Linked DNA regions of Mus musculus: region 2 is linked to region 1. The links are chromatin loops, found by intact Hi-C in ENCODE. Cell type or tissue: heart. All regions are shown on one strand. Links, peaks and the distances in the headings refer to the core of each region. The heading gives the core; the rest is flanking DNA.

The links. Peaks named below come from ENCODE experiments on the same cell type or tissue, not always from the same donor. Only the 100,000 strongest peaks of a DNase experiment are listed, where the experiment ranks them.
Region 2: it touches region 1 in a loop (2.1-fold over the local background); 2 of 42 quality-filtered maps call a loop at or near these places.

The regions. Positions count from the first base shown.
Region 1 is chr5:129,178,878-129,187,205 of GRCm38, reverse strand. Adgrd1 (adhesion G protein-coupled receptor D1) reads right to left here. Exons shown (of 25, transcript NM_001347486.1): 17 at 7,926-8,037; 18 at 7,510-7,663. Among named protein-coding and RNA genes, the nearest start is that of Gm46923, 66 kb to the right of the region's middle. In heart, for the core only: a CTCF peak has its summit at 734; no DNase peak of the experiment used is centred there; H3K27me3 peaks cover 2,878 bases.
Region 2 is chr5:129,295,205-129,303,532 of GRCm38, reverse strand. No RefSeq gene overlaps it. Among named protein-coding and RNA genes, the nearest start is that of Gm34145, 8.6 kb to the left of the region's middle. In heart, for the core only: no CTCF peak of the experiment used is centred there; a DNase peak (open chromatin) is centred at 3,982.

The DNA of each region.
Region 1 (8,328 bases), core at 55-8,054:
TGGAAGTGAGGTCTAAGAACAAACTAGAAAAACATTTAGACCAGCAATTCCCACAGCATTCCATCTCCCCGCCAAGAAAGGACTCCGGGTCAAACTGCTCTTAAGAGCCAGGCAGCCCAAAGCGAGCTGACCGCTCCCTGCACTTTCAAAGTTCAGAGGATTTTTATATATTCAGATGTGAGTCTCCACACGGAGGAAGCAGCTCTTCGATCTTTAGCTCAGCTGTGGCGTGGTGTTTCACTCTGGAAAACACACCTGAATTTTCAAGCTGATCATTTCCAAATTCTGCAAACGCTTTCAGACACTCAGCATCTTCTACAGGACCTGGTGCCCTTTGCCTCCCCCGATAGGGGGCAAAGAGCCAAAAGAACTGACTCCATACCCCACTGCAAGATCCCTCCACTGATGACATTCAAAAGAAAGGACTGTAGAACAGTGGTTCTCAACCTGTGGGCCATGACCCCTTCGGTGGGGGAGGGGGCGGATGTCAAAGGACTCTTTCACAGAGGTCCCATGGCAGATATCCTGCATGGCACATCTTTGCATTAGGATTCCTAACAGTAACAAACTTACAGTTATGAAGCAGAAACAAAATAACTTTATGGTTGAGGGTTACCACAACACTAGGAACTGATTAAAGGTTTGCAGCATTAGGAAGGTTGAGAACCACTGCTCTAGGGAAAACTATTTCAGCCTTCAGCTTCAACCAGCTTGTGGGAGAGCAGCCTAGTGTCTCCACCCCCCACGGCTCTCTAGCGCCCCCTATAGATGGCTGGCTTCATGCTTCCATTCTCTATACCAAAAGAGTGGTTTGGGGTCTAGTGTCTCCTCCTCCTCCTCCTCCTCCTCCTCCTCCTCCTCCTCCTCCCCCTCCCCCTCCTCCTCTTCCTCCCCCTTCTCCCCCTCCCCCTCCTCCTCCTCCTTTTCCCCCTCTTTCTCCTCCTCTTTCTCCTCCTTTTGTTTTTTGTTTTGTGTGTGTGTGTGTGTGTGTGTGTGTGTAGACAGAGTTTTTGAGCCCTGGCTACCCTGGACTCACTTTGTGATCAGGCTGACCTCAAACGCACAGAGATCCACCTGTCTCTGCCTCCTGAGTGCTTGTATCAAAGGCATGTGCCACCACACCTGGCTAGCTGCATCTTTTAAAGATGCCCCCCCCATCCTTGAGTCCAGTTTAAAGCAAGATACACAGGACATCAGGGAGTCTCTAAAGCAGATAATCAGCACAGGACTCAGCCCTTGCTGTGGATCTGGGTCACTCTCAGGCCCCCCTGCAAGTGCCCCTGGTCTAGGACAGCTACTTCTCCATGGTGATTCTTCATGGGAACACTAGCGATGACTCTCTGGTCCCTCCCAGAGGCAGTCAGAGCCTCACACATCTCGAAGACACTGAGGTGTATGGTGGCACAGAGTTTGGAAGGCACATATCAAGCTCTCACGGTCCACCCAAGATGGGCAATATTGCCTCCAATACTTTGGACAGTGGAAGTGAGGGGCTGGTCCCAGGTTGTGACTTTATGGTATCACATCATGACTGAGGAGCAGCCAGAAGGACAGCAAGAGGATGGATAGATGGATAGGAAGACAATACACAGCAGAGTGGTGAAAAGCTCAAAGGGGTTTCTTTATCCACTTCTATCTGTCTCCATATATACATTCATATTCATGTGCTCTGTTTTGGGAATCTAATTTTGTGTCTCTAAATTCCTGCCCGTCAGAGATTAAGAAGAGAAAAATCACAAGCAGAAAAACAAGGAGAGTGGAAGCAGACAAAGGGAAGGAGCCAGGGGCCAGAGAGTCAAATGGCACCCAGCTCCCTTCCTAAGGATACACCAGAGATTCAGCTGACTCCATGGAATGGAGTCTATAGAATGCTCGAACGGGGCTATTGCAAGGGCCACATGAGATGCGTGTGAACAGCAAAGCCCTGTGTGTGACACTGTGTATGATGCTGGTCGTAACCAGCATTCTGGATGCTCAGATTCCCTACCTGTTTCCACCAATGTCTCCTATGAAGCTGTCTTCCCCAAACCCCAGCAGACGGTGTCACTTTTCTGGAGTCTTTCTGAGCCCATCACCACAGACATATTCTCTCTGGTCACGAGAGAATGACCTCTCGGGACATGGTAACCTTTCAGAGGCCCCAGCCAATTGCTGTCCTATAGATAGCTTTGGCCCCCCGAGACCCTGATGGAGGGTGGCAGACATTTTGGGGGGAATTACTGCCGGGGAGTGCTGGCCAGAAACAAGAGAGGAGTTGGGGAGTTCCCATGGAAACCACTGACGCCACCTTCCCCGAGTTTGCTGTTGTTGCACCTATGAAAAGTGTGTACCATGAGACACTTGGGACTTGGTTCTAAGTGGCAGGAGGTAGTAGTGTGTGCTTCTTATGGGTTCAGGACTGGATTCCCATGCATTGGCTCCAAGTGGAGACCTCTCCACTCCGGGCTCTGGGCACCTTGCTCTTAACCTCTTCCTGACCCTGTTCCACGGTTAGACAGGTCTTACAACCATGACATCAGTGCTTGACATTTGTACTGGCTGGTTTTAGGTCAACTTGACACAACTGGACAGCAGACAGGAAGGAACCTCCATTGAGAGAAATGCCTCCATAAGATCCAGCTGTAGAACATTTTCTTAATTGGTGATTGATGGGGGAGGGCCCAGCTCATTGTGGGTGGTGTGATCCCTGCTTGGCCTGGGCTCTACAAGAAAGCAGGCTGAGCAAGGCAGGAAAGCAAGCCAGTAAGCAGCAGCAGCAGCAGCAGCAGCAGCAGCAGCAGCAGCAGCAGCACCCCTCCATGGCCTCTGTATCAGCTCTCACCTCCAGGTTCCTGCCCTGCTTGGGTTCCTGCCCTCACCACTTTTGATGATGAACTGTTCTATGGACTGGCGAGTGGAATAAACCCTTTCCTCCCCAAGCTGCCCTGTGGTCCTGGTGTTGCATTGCAGCAATAGTAACCATAACCAGGACAACATTCAAACCCGACCAAAGGTAGGAAGCTCTGCCTGGCTAACCCTAACTAAACCCCACTACCCCCCCCCAGAGACTGAGCTGGCTTCCTAAATAAAAACGAAAAGGAAGGCAGGCCTGGGACAGATTTACTTCATTGGGGTCTCCTGTGTCACCCTAGATGACAGGGACGTCACAGAAGACATCGGGTTCAATAGAGAGCAATAAACCTCATGCCTTCTCTCCACACTGAGTTGGTAATCAAATTCCAGTTGGCTGCATCAAAATGCAGGCACCTCAAAATCCCTCATCTCCCCAGGGATACAACCTGTTCCCCTTGATTTCACAAACCCCTGAGTTCAGGTCACGGCTGCCACCAAACCTTTAACTGACTCCGTGCTGCCTCCCCACCTCAGCTTGAAAACAGCATTACATTTCTAAAAGCTTCAATTCCGTGCAGGCTGAAGCACTGGCAGGGAGAGACCCGAGGGGAAGAGGCTATGGTCCTGTGGTCTCTGGCTGCAGCGGGGTCTCCCGTGTCAGCTCCAGCTCCTTCTTCATTAGGGGGCTGGGGCGTTAAAAACCTGCTGCCTGCAGGCGGACGGTACTTAGGCCAGAAGCCAACCCTGCCCGGAGAAGATGAAGGACACAGTTCACGGGCTCCTGACGAAATTAATTAAGGGTAGGATGATGGGAAGATGGATGGGGGCTGCGGGGGTCAGAGCTGCCTGGCTTTCTATTTGTAGAGAGCTTGTATCAGGGCTGCGGACTGAGTTCTGTGGGGACCACATGTGTGGACAACAGAAAAACTCGGCCTACCACATTGGGAGGCAGGATGCCCTGCCTCCTCGGTTTGTTTGTTTGTTTGTTTCAAAAGGAGTTTGCCATTGTAAACTTCATGCTTTAATATTGGTAAATAGCTCATTTTTCTTCAACATTGGACCGATCAAGTAAAATACTCCTCTAGGTTGGAGACAGCAGACTAGCACGCTCACTCACACACCCTTCACACACATTCACACATTCACTCACACGCCCACCCCACACCCATTTACACACACACACACACACACACTCACATGCCCACTCACACAAACATACACACACACTTGCACACTCACTCGTCCACCGCACACACCCATCACATTCCACACTCAGCCCTGATCACCTGCCCTTCTCCATCAGCATGACTAGTTTCCCATCCATGAAGAAACCAGGAAGATGCCGGTAGCCACCCTTGTCAATGTCTAGATCTTTCCTAACAGAAGTCAGTAGTCACAGGAAGGAGTCACCTCCTACCTGGGTCAGACTGAAGAAGCAGGTCACCCTTGGATCAGCCTACTGAGGGGCTGGAGAGCGGTGGACTCTAGCCTTGTCTATCACACATGCGCAAAAGCAGCAGTGTGAGTGCCCAGGCTGAGCGGGGAGACAACAGGAACCATGGGTACCAACTGCATGGCCTGCAGCTGTTGGAGGTAGCTGCCCACCCACATCCCCTGCTCTGTCTCTCCAGGGAATCCCTGGGAAAGTGTCAAGTGTCGACGCCTCCACTTCAGCCTCAAATAAATGGCATTTGCCAACTCAGAGCGCACACGGTAAACACAGTTAATCTGCTGTTTGCATAATGAGGGCTGAGAAAATTAAACCTATTTGAAGGAAGGCAGAAAAAAAAGCAGCAGGTCTTTGATGCTTAGCCCACGTTTTTTTTTTACAACTGCTGCGCCCATCCACAGCAGGACACTTGTAGGAAGTGGGCTCTGCTGTGCTGGCTGGGACTCCCTCGGATGAGCAAGAGTCAACATAGCTGACAAGCCAAGACCAGGCAGGACATTGCATCAGCCATGGCCCAGGGAGACTCTGCATGGTGGATAGTAAGGGTCCAACCTTTGAAACTTTCAGAGCCCCTGTAAACTTTTCTAAGTCGGAGCAGCTGATAGAGATAAATAAATTCAAGACCATCCAGGAAATCAGTGTAAGAATAGGGAGGCCTGGGGCACTTGAGTGGCTTCCCTACTTCCTGCCTGGTGACATGAGTATGGCTCTGCTTCCCCCCCACCCCCCAAGCTCCCCAGCCCAGGCCTGCAGGGTATTCCTTGGGGCAGAGCTAAAATCTCTAGCCCTCATCTCTTCATTAGAAAGCCCCATTCTAAAGAGGCTGTTGACACACACCTGTGCTGCCCTCCCCTCTAATCCCAGACCACACAGTGTGTTTATCAATACAAGTGCGACAGCCCTCTGTGCCCTACTGTAACTGACTCTCAGGGGCCACTGTCCCTTCCCAGAGCCCTCTGAAGAACAGCGTGACACCAGCTGGGTTCGAACTTCACCCTGTTCCTCCACTCTGATAGGAAATGCCAGCCCAGGGCCAGCTTCAAGCAGTCCAAGTAACAGAGTAGTGGACCAGTGAACAGGTAGCCACAGGAGGAGGCTCAGAGCCCCGAACTATATGATCCAAAAGGTCCTAAGTCACACAAGATCACAGAGTGACAACATATCTGAGAGACTGCCTGGGAGGGACCAGTGCCATTAAAGACACTGATAGAAGTAACTATCAGCAGAACGCATCAGGTAGCAGATGCGTTTCTCTCTCTCTCTCTCTCTCTCTCTCTCTCTCTCTCTCTCTCTCTCTCTCTCTCAAAGAAGAAACGTGGGTCAAATGAGCACTCTGGAACCAAGAAGTATAATCATTGAAATGAAAACTTCACTAGAGGAGCTGGCAGGGGCCAGGCAGCCGGAGGAAGAGTCAGGACCATGCAGACTATGCTACATGGAGATCAGAGGAAACAGGAGCCAACAGGGTTCCCAGAGAAACTCAGACACCATGGCACTTCTGGTGGGCACTGCAGGCTGCCAGAGAGGAGAGCAGAGCAAAGCAGGTGTCTGAAGACACCACGGCTGCTTCAACAGTTGATAAGGACCAGGAGGAATGCCAGGAAGCTGGGAAGGGAGGCAGCCTGGTCATGACTGAGTGCAAAGGCTGAAAGGGAGAGGAAACGCTGGGTGAGATGGGAGAAAAGCAGCCCTCCGGCTCCAGGACCTGAGAGAATGAAGAGCAGAACTTCAGGGCCAACCGTGGAGACAGAGGCAATGAGGGAACACAAGGTGTCCCTAGGAAAAGCAACCGAGTCCAGCACAGCCACCTTGTAAAATGAAGGCAAGATGGACGTTGTGAGATAAACAGCCGACAGAGCTGCTTCGCCAGATACAGAAAGAAAAGAGAATGCTCAGCTCAGGGAAGAGAGCTAGGGGCACGCACAGCAATGACAGGCACATCAGTGCAGGCACAAAGACACATGTACACACACATACAGAAAGACAGACTCGCGAACACAGAGACACACCCACGTGCGCGCACCCAGATTCGTGGACACACATAGAAACACAGACCTACACACAATGACACCAATAGCTTATGAAATTATAAGCAACGGTGGAGTTGGGTGCCCTCCTCTTTTCTTTTCTCTCAATTGAGTTAAAAAGCAATAATATCAAATGACATTTATAGAGCTGCATTATTAGGTCCATAACAAATAGAAATGTAATAAGCTTCCAAGGTACACGGGAGGGAGAGAGGGAAACGCAGTGTGGGAGCGTGGTGACAAGACCAGATGGCAATTCAGACTGCAGGGACATCTGCAGAGGACCAGAAGACCAGACATGGTACGTCCGATGGATAACAAGACACACCCTGCAGAGACACACCCTCGGTCTCCTCTCTTGGCTTCTGTTAGAGAGGGGAGGTTGATAAAGAGATACCATAACCCTTGGCCCCCCATGCAGTTGTGATATGTGTAGCAATAACCACAGAAAAAAGGGGATAAAGTAATAGAAACACTTAACAGCAACGCTTCCCCGTCTCACTGTAATTTAGTGAGAACATAAAATAGATTTTAATATGCTGAAATGCATACAGTATGTGCGGGGGTAACCGCTAAAGAAAACGACCCAGGAAATACAAGGTGAGCTCATTAAGAGTATTAAAGCGCCACACAGGAAAATACCCACTTAAGTCAAAGGAAGGCAGAGAGGGAGCAGAAACAGGAACGGGCCAAGTGACGTCAACATCTCACTTCAAAAAAAAAATGAGCAGAGCAAACAGAGGAAAGACCTAGGTCAGAATGGAGAACTCGAATGTCACCTTGAACTAGCTAAGCCTGACAGGGTTTGAACACGCTGTCCAACAGCAAAACACAGACTCTTTCCAAGACAATGGTATATTGATACACCATGAGTCACGCTGACCAATCCCATCTCCAGCAATGTCCCTCCACACCTGATCCCCCCCCCATCCCATACCATCTCCACCTAAACCCAACCCATCTCTAGCTAAACCCACCCCATCTCCATCTAAACCCATCCCGTCTCTACCAAACCCTGCCCCACAGTCACCTGCTCTGCCTCTCTGCCACCAGAACCCATTCCATTCCATCTGCCCCATCCCTACCCGGCCCACCTCATCCCTCCCAACCTATATTAATAGGTCCCACCCCTGCCATCTGCCCCACCCCTGCCACACACCCCAGCCTATCCTTGCCCTCTGCCCCTCCCCTACTACATACCCCAGCCTATCCCATAGTAGTAGAGGTGCTTGCTGTCCTCTGAGCCGAAGACCTTTATCACCATGCTGTAGAGATGTAGTCCCTCCACCAGCATCCAAGCAAAGGCGGTCAGGAAGAAGTAATGTAGGAGGACAGCCAGCACCTGGCACGGGACCTGGTAGCCAAGCAAAGGTGCAGGGTGAGACCACGGGGTACATGGGGGGGCCGTGCTGAGGCTTTGCTTACTCTTATTTATTCCCAGGACCTCATTTTATTCCTGGGGAGGCAAGGCTCAGTTTCTCAGGCCAGAGTTCTACAGCCCGTGTTGCTGCCACTCCCCACATGCCCACTGCTACTCCCCAGCCATGCCCACTGCCACTGCCACTGCCGTGACTCAAGAAGAGACAGCTGCCGGCCGAGGGTCAGCACCCACTCACCGTGCCAGGCTCCATGCTGAAGCTGATCAGCAGCAAGACCTGGGCTACCAGGACAGCGAAGGACAGGTTGGCGTGGATGTGGTAACGCTGGTTCCGAATGGTGCTGACAGAACTGAAGACAGAGAGGCGGGTGTAAGTCCCGGAGCTCAGCCTCGACATCCTACCCCCACTCGGGTCCCCTCTCTACTTCTCTTTGAGAAACCATGAGTATCTTCATAGCTCCTACCCCTGCCCATGCCATAGCTCCCTGCTTGGACCCTGGTTGTTCTGGGCTAGCCTCCTACTTCCTTTCATAGTTCCAGCCACTCTGCACAGCCTGAGCCCTTCCCGGAAGTTCAGTGGCTCCTCTAACCTCCCTGGGCCCTCTTCTGTTTCACCCTTTCCACTGTGAGGGATGGGGTGG
Region 2 (8,328 bases), core at 95-8,094, 120 kb before region 1:
TTGGGTAGAGGGAACCAAGGGTTCCTGGAGGAAAGGGACAGGAAGTAGTGTGTGTGTCAAGGGGGAGGGGTTGAAGCACACTGTACATCTCATACTACAAGCTGACAGGTTCCATGTGTCCTGACAAGGAGCCTGGAGGTCCCTCTGCACCAGTTGTGAGGAAGCCAGTGGCTCTTTCGTATAGCTTGGCACTGTAGCTGGTGGGAAAGTGGAGGCTCCAAGGCTGGAAAGTGATTATCAAGGGGAGATGACCTTGAGAAGTGTCAAGGTCATGAGGGTGGAGCCTTCTCACTGGGATGCTGTTTCAAAGGGGCTAGAGAGTCACCTTGCCCTCCCACACTCAAAAAGATTCAGCCAGGAGGTCTGTGAACCAGGAAGCCTCCCCCTACCTCATGCCGGGTTTGCAGGTACCTTGCACTTGGACTTCAGCTTCCAGCAATTTGGAGCAATATGGAGCTAATGTTTACGAGATTCCTGGTTGGTGAGGCCTTCCCTGTGGCAGATAGGACAGAGCCAACCCTGCCATAGTCACACCCTTGAATATTAGTAGCCGAGTCGTGCCGTGTTAGTAAATATCTCCCAAATATCCCCACAACCAGTGTCATTCCCACCCTTGAAATGAATTTTCTGTCTCCCAAAGCCTTGTGAGGAAGTCAATCAGATGTCCTGGTCAAGGATGGCGTTCTGAGTTCAGCTGATGGCTCCGGCAGGGCTGATGAACGTGGTTAACATCTCCCAAACCCTGCAGACTGGACACTTAGTGATAAGAGCCGTGATTCAACTGTGTGGATGATTGACAGGATGTGGCTTCTGTGTGTTATCACACTTCGAGTAGAGATAGATGATTGCTTAGCCAGATCAAGGGTTCTTGTGGAGGGAGGCTTTGGTTCGTAGATTCTGGTTGGTTTGAGGCTCTCATCTCAGATCCCTCTGGGATAGGTTTCTACACTGGTCTCTCATTGATGGCTTAGCATCAGTTATGAAAGTAACAGTTAATTTTAAAAATAAAGTGTTGAAGTCCCTAATTTCCCCCATTCCTCCTAAAATTGTTTACATAAGACCTGTTTGGAATAGTTATCCCTCATCCACCAGGGGTGCAGATCTGTAGGAAACAGAATCCAAATACAGAAGAATAGGTGCTTTGATGATATTTCTATTGCTATTATTTAAAAAACAAACAAACAGACAAACAAACAAAACCTGAGGGCTGGAGAGACAGCACTGACTGCTCTTTCAGAGGTTCAAGTTCAAATCCCAGCAACCACATGGTGGCTCACAACCATCTTAATGGGATTTGATGCCCTCTTCTGGTGTGTCTGAAGACAGTGACAGTGTACTCCTACAATTATGGGGTTGGAGAGATAGCTCAGCAGTTAAGGACACTGGCTGCTCTTCCAGGGGTTCTGAGTTCAATTCCCAGCATTCACACGGTGGCTCACAACTCATTTATAGTGAGTTCTGACACCCTTTTCTGGCACACAGGTGTACGTGCAGACAGAACACTCATATACATAAAAATAAATTAATTAATTAAAAAAACTGACCGAAAGCAAATTAGGGGACAAAGGTGTTTACAATTCCAGGTTACATTATCTTGCAGGTTATTTCATCTTACAACTTTATAGCCAATCATCATGAGGAAGTCAAGGCAGGAACCTTGAAAAGCTATTCCTATCATACCTGCAGTCAGAGGTAGAGAGAAATGAATGCATACATTCTCACTTGTTTGTTCTCAGCTCCATCTACCCACCCTTATACAGTCTGGGATCCCTTGCCTAAGGAATGGAACTGCCCACAGTGGACTGGGTCTTCCCACATCAATTAACTTGACTAGAATATATACCCACAGACATGTCTACAGGCTGACCCAATGTAGACAGTCCTTCAATAAGACTCCTTTCCTAAGTGATTCTAAATTGTGTCAAGTTAACAATGAAAACTGACATCCCAGCAGGATAAATGATGCTCTCATGGGGCTGGAGTGATGGCTCAGAGGTTAAGAGCACTGACTACTCTTGCAGAGGTCTTGAGTTCAGTTCCCAGCAACAACATGGTGGCTCACAACCATCTGTAATGGGATCCGATGCCCTCTTCTGATGTGTCTGAAAACAGTGACAGCGTGCTCACATACATACAATAAATAAATCTTTTTAAAAAAATGATGCTCTCCTTCATGTGTTCAACTAGCAGTGATGAGTTAATATTCTAGCCCCTTTAGGGAGTGTGTGTGTGTGTGTGTGTGTGTGGTGTGATATCTGAAGAGCTTTGTTTACTGAGCTGAATTTCATATAACGTAGAAGTAAATATTTGAAGCACAGGGCTTAATGGCATTTAGTGTGTGCCTTCCACAGCTGTGTCAACCTCAAGTAATGACACCAGTCCCTTGGTATCCGTTTTGCTGTTCCCTCTCAGAGCGATACTCCGCCGGTCCATCCACACTGTCACCCAGGTCGTTGCTTTCTCTCCGGTTTTAGGTGTGAGCTATTCTGTCGTATGGATGGCCACTCTTCGTCTATCACAGACCACTGGATGTCTGTGTGATTCATGGCTTTTATCTTGTTGTTGTTATCATGAGTGTCACTATGAACATTCAAATTGAAAATGGCTGTCAATTGGAGCACTCGTTGGACTTAGCGACAACACTCCTAGATTCTCTGGTGATTCTGTGTCTAACCAGAGAGCTGCCAACCGGTTTTCCAAGGGAACCATGCCCCTTTTCAGTCACCTTGCCCATGAGGCCACAAATGAGGCCACGCTTGCTCTGTGTTCTGCCAAGTACTTCTTATACTCCATTACTATTATTATTGTGTCTGGGTCTTCTACAGCTGTTTGGGTTTTCTGCTTCTTCCTGAGTCAGCTCTGGCTCCAGTGTGTATTTGTTTCTAGCACCCTCTGGCTCCATCTAGGTCACCTAGTTGCTGGCATCAGCTCTTCACGGTGCTGAGTCATTGTGCTGTCTAAGGTGGCGGTGCTCCGCATCCATCCCTGACTCTTACAGCTCCTCCTGTGGCCAGTGTCTTCCCCTCTATCGGATTGTCCCTGTCCTCTTTGTGGCTATATTATCCCCTCCCTGTTAAGTGACAGATACGTTCAATGGCTCCTGGGCCCTGTCACGCTACCTGTATCAGTTTCCGTAGCATCCTGCCTCAGGAGGCATGAAGAGGACCCTGAGTAATTGGGTCCATTGAAGCAACTGTTCTACCAGCCGAGGAACTTGGCAGGAAGGATCTGGGGATCTGGAAGGACAGGAGCCCAAAGAGGCAGCACAGCCAGGCCAGGCAGCAGGTTCTGTCCCAGCAGCCTGAGTTCAAATCTTTCTCCACTGCAGTTGGGGAGCAACTGATCCTGTCTTTCTCTCTGGGCCTCAGTTTTTCCCATCTGAACTATGGGAGAATAGTGAGGAGATCCTGACAGGAAGGGTAAGACTATTGGAAGCTATTCCTCCATGCCAATAGCTCTCTGCACACTCCACTGGGTTCAACTCAAGGTTCTCTCTCAAAACTGGGATTAAGTCTCTCTCCCTGTCCCTCTCCCCCTCCCTCTCCCCTCCCCCTCTCCCCTCCCCCTCCCCCTCCCCCTCCCTCTCCCCCTCCCTCTCCCCTCCCCCTCTCCCCTCCCCCTCTCCCCTCCCTCTCCCCCTGGCTTCAGCCACTTGCAACTCAAAGTCTTGGCTTATAAAATATTTCCAAATGTTTAGAATGTGTTCCATCCATCTGTTACTAAGGCAACCCACATGCTATGGTGAGCTTAGTTGGGGCAGAGAGAGGTAGGGTAGGTCCCTGTTGCTTTATCCCCCTCTAGGAAGGGCATGTTGGCTTGGTATTAAAGTCTCAGCCACTGGGGACTCTGGATTTCAGCATCCTGGTGGGCCAGATGCCTGCATCTCAGGGCTATTTAAATTTCACATGTACAGTGTGTGGGGGTGGAGTAGGGAGACAGACAGGAAGTAGGGAGAGTCACTCTGAGCAGGGTGTGGACAGGTCAAGAGGAGGGAATGCATTGTGGATGCCTCCTCAAGCTGGCGAGTGGCTCCGCATCCTCACTGACCAATTCCTTCTCTGATTTTGGTGACTCATCCCTGCCTACAGCAGGGGCTGGATGGGAAAGGACATCACAAACAAAACCGACAGTTATAGAAAGCAGAGACTGGCAACCCTTGTGCCCCCTGTTGCTTGTCCAGAGAAGGGGGAACCAGGGGTCAGAGGACACACCGTCCCCACAGCGGGACCATCTGGGGGAGGACAGAGATGTGAAAAGCCTTCAGAGAGAGAGAGACAAGGCCACTCTGTGAGGGGAACAGCCTCCCACTAGCTGAGGGTTCCACCCAGCAAGGTTTGGGGATAAAGGTCGGCCAGCTGCGGTGAGGCTCTTCAGAGGTCACTGAAGGTCTGGTTCTAGCCCCGCCCACAGAGTGGAAAGGGTCACAGTTCTCTGGACAGGAGGTGGGGCAGGGGTCCTGCTGTGAGGGAGGCTGGGGCGAAAGCTCAGCACTGGCCAAGAATCTTCCTGCTAAAAAGCCTGGGAGCAGATTGACTGGGGGTGGATGTTGGGGTGGAAGTGGACCTTATTGCTTACCAGTAGGGGTCGGGTAGGGGCTAGTTCGCCCTTGCCCTAAACACCCTCCTCCTCTTCCTCCTCCTTCTTCCCCCTCCCTCCCCCTGGCAGCAACCTCTGGCAGGAATGCTGCCCTCAGAATGCTGGTTCCCAGAAGGGAACTGGGTAGCTTTCACACTCCACAAAGACACCCAGTACGCACAGAGTGACCATGGTGATGACTCAGACCTCTCTGTTGAGGGGCTGTTTGTGAGCGACAACCTGGTAAGGATCAGTCAAGGGCCTAGATCTGGGGGGGGGGGGGGGGGGGATCTGGAAGGACAGGAGCCATTTGCTAGGAGGGAGCACAGCCAAGCCAGGCAGCAGGTTCTGTCCCAGCAGCCTGAGTTCAAATCTTTCCCTACTGCGGTTGGGGAGCAGCTGATCCAGTCTTCCTCTCTGGTAGGCCTCAGTTTTCCCATCTGAACTATGGGAGAATATCCAGGAGCTCCTGATAGGCAGTTAGTGGGACAAGTAGGGGATTGAATGTGCAAAGGCTGAGGCCAGCCCTCCACCTACACATGAGTGAGACTACCACCACCCAGCACCCAAGGTATCACCCCAGCTTTCAGGCCTGGGCCAGCTTAGGGGGTCCCCAGGGAAGACCAAGCCAGCAAGCAGAGTGCAGAGCCCCTCACTGGTGGCCTCAGGGGAAGAGAGTGAGTGCTGTCTCTGTGTCCCTGCTCAGCTGGGATTTCGTCCCCTTGAGATGTTCTCCCCACGGGCTCCCCCAGTGTGCCAGCCAGCCTATTTTCATCACCCAAGCCTCATTTTCTGAGTGACTGCCCCTCCTGCTGTGAGGCTGAGACACAGCCACAGGCCTCTCGCTAATTAATGAGAGGCAGCAATTAGCCATTTACAGCAGAGCAAGCGCTGGTAATGGGATTTCTAATTCTGGAGGGAAACGAAGTTAAACTGTGTTCAGAGAAAACGAAAGCTTGAAATCCAAGATGGGTTTTTCTTTTTTGGTGTTGGTTTGTTTTTGTTTTGTTTTTTGATTCTGGGTTTTGTCCTAGTAATTAATAGGATGGAAGCTGTTCAACTTCCTGCCAGAGAGCAGAGATAAGGCCAGTGTCTCACAACTCGTGGGAGAGGGACCGACTTGGTCTCCTCCAGGAAACCCTGTGGATGCTGCCTCGGAGGACAGCTGTAATGGACCAGAAAGCTTGCTTCTCTGTCCGACTCCAGCAACAGTGACCTAACTCCTGAGACTCTAGAACAGTGATTCTCTACCTGTGGGTCTGGACCCCTCGGCAGGCTGCTAGCTCTAAAGTATTTCTGTTAGGATTCAACAAAATACAGTTACAAAGTAGCAACAAAATAATGTTATGGTTTTTTTTTTTGGGGGGGGGGTCACTACAACAGGAGAAAAAATAAAAGGGGATTCATGTTTGTATTAAAGGGTCACAGCATTAGCAAGGTTGAGAATCACTATCCTAGAAGGGCTCTGGACAAACTGGTGGGGTCCCAGCTCCATGCTGACTATAGCCTGGTTAGCTCCAAGCCTTGGCTTTGGTGGGTTTCTGTTTATTTGTTGGTTTGGTTTTTTGGTTTTTTCAAGACAGGGTTTCTCTGTGTAGCCTTGGCTATCTTAGAACTCACTCTGTAGACCAGGCTGGCCTTGAACTCAGAAATCCGCCTGCCTCTGCCTCCTGAGTGCTGAGATTAAAGGCATGGACCACCACTGCCCGACTTGCTTTGGCTGGCGGTTTTTGTTTGTTTAACTTTTTATTGATTCTTAGTGAATTTCACATCATGCACCCCCCAGTCCCATGCATTTCCCTCCATATCTACCCTCCACCCTTGCAACCTCCCCCCAAAAGAAGACAAACTGACAAAAACCTTTGCCATGGAAGCTGCATTGTGTCACAGTGTGTCGCACAGTACGTCCTTTTGCCCACCAGCTTTTCTTGTAAATGTTCATTGCAGTGAGTGATTGGTCTGGTCTGAGGCCTCTGGCTTCTGCTACACTATCAGTACTGGATCCTCACTGGGACTCGTCTCAGAGCGTGCAGCTTTGGTTCCGAAGGTCCGGCCCCTTTACATGCTGCAGTACTTCATAGATGGGGTAGATGTTAGGTGGGCCAGCTCAAAGCCCTGGATCTGGGCCTGGGTGGTAGCTGTGTTGGTCATCCTGCCAGCTCTCTGGCATCCATACACTACCAGGGCCAGCTCTCCTATACTGTCCAGGAGAGAGCGGGTCAGGGCTAGCTCACTCTATATGCCAGCTTTCCCACGATGCCTAGCTAGGGATGGGGCTAGCCCTCACTTATCAACATGGCCCCAGGCCACAGCCCAGACCAGAGACTTCTGCATGGCCTTTGGTGGTAACAGACAGTCCCCGCTACCCTGACCCACACCCCACTGATGCAGAGCTACGGATCTAGATGTGATCCTCTGAGGCAGCACAGGCCAGGTCCTCACCATAGCCTCAGGTGAAGACACTGGCTGCAAACATCAGGCTGTGCTCACCACCCTTGAGTCTCCAGTTTCAGCTCTCATTGTGCCCATGCTACCCTGTTTCTCTTTCTCTCCCATCTCTCCACTAAGTACCTGCTCACCTTAGTGGTACTCGGGGCCTCCGGGTATCTGGGATCATCTCAGGCTTGCTAAGCTCGCCTAGGCCACATGGCATCAAAGACTCTGCTCTGTTCATGAGGTTGGGATAAGGAGTGGTGTGATGTGGAGTTTTGTGGAAGAGAACAAGCAACACTGTGTATACAGTACAACACACTGCCTGCCACCCCCGGTGATTCAAAGTCATCCCCATGAAAATGACCGTGCTGGCCCATGAACACTTAGCTATTCCTATAATCTACAGAGCTAAACGCCACCCTCCTGTGAGGGGTACTTGAAAGGTAGATGGGGAAGGATTGGAGACAGACCCTCAGTGGGAGGGAGGAAAGTTAAAGGGAGTTCATGCTTGTTTGTGTCTGGGGTTCTAAAGTTCATGTGTTTATTCATTCATTTGTTTGTTAAATGTGTATGGGTGTTTGGCCTGCACGGAATCTGTGTACCACATGTGTGCCTGGTGCCTTCAGAAGTCAGTAAAGGTCATTGATCCCCTGGAACTGGACTTACGGATAGTTGTGGGCCTTCCTGTAGGTGCTGGGAATCCAACACAGTTGCTGGGATTTGAACTCAGGACCTCTGAAAGAGCAGTCAGTGCTCATAACCTCTAAGCCATCTCCCCAGCTGCCGACATATGGCTTCTTTACCTAACTTAAGGGCATAGACAGTGATCAGTTGCAATTATACACTGGGATCCGTAACCTGGGCAGGCTTGCTCCCTGGAATCCTAAACCATCCTAGCTGATAGCACCAGACCTGGAAGATACCTGTGGTATGCACGCTGTGTCCTCCTCCATTGGAGTTCTTCCCCTCCCCCACTGCATCTGAGTCTGTGCCCCTCCCTCACCTGTTCCTACACACTACACACACACACACACACACACACACACACACACACACCGCCCCCTGCTTCTGGGTCTGGTCAGAAGACAGCATCCTGTCCTCCCACAGCCCCACCATCCCTTGCTCAGGCTCTGGGGAGCACATCAGCTTAGCCAGAAGGCATGCTGGCCCAGCCTAGACTAGCAGGCTTCACACCCGCTCTACAGAACCTCTCCCAGCATGCTGAAAGGTGTCTTCACTCAGACTTTTGAGCTGACATTTAATATTCTTGTTTTGAATACGGAGACTGGCTGCACCGGACACAAGCCCTCCGCTTTGTCA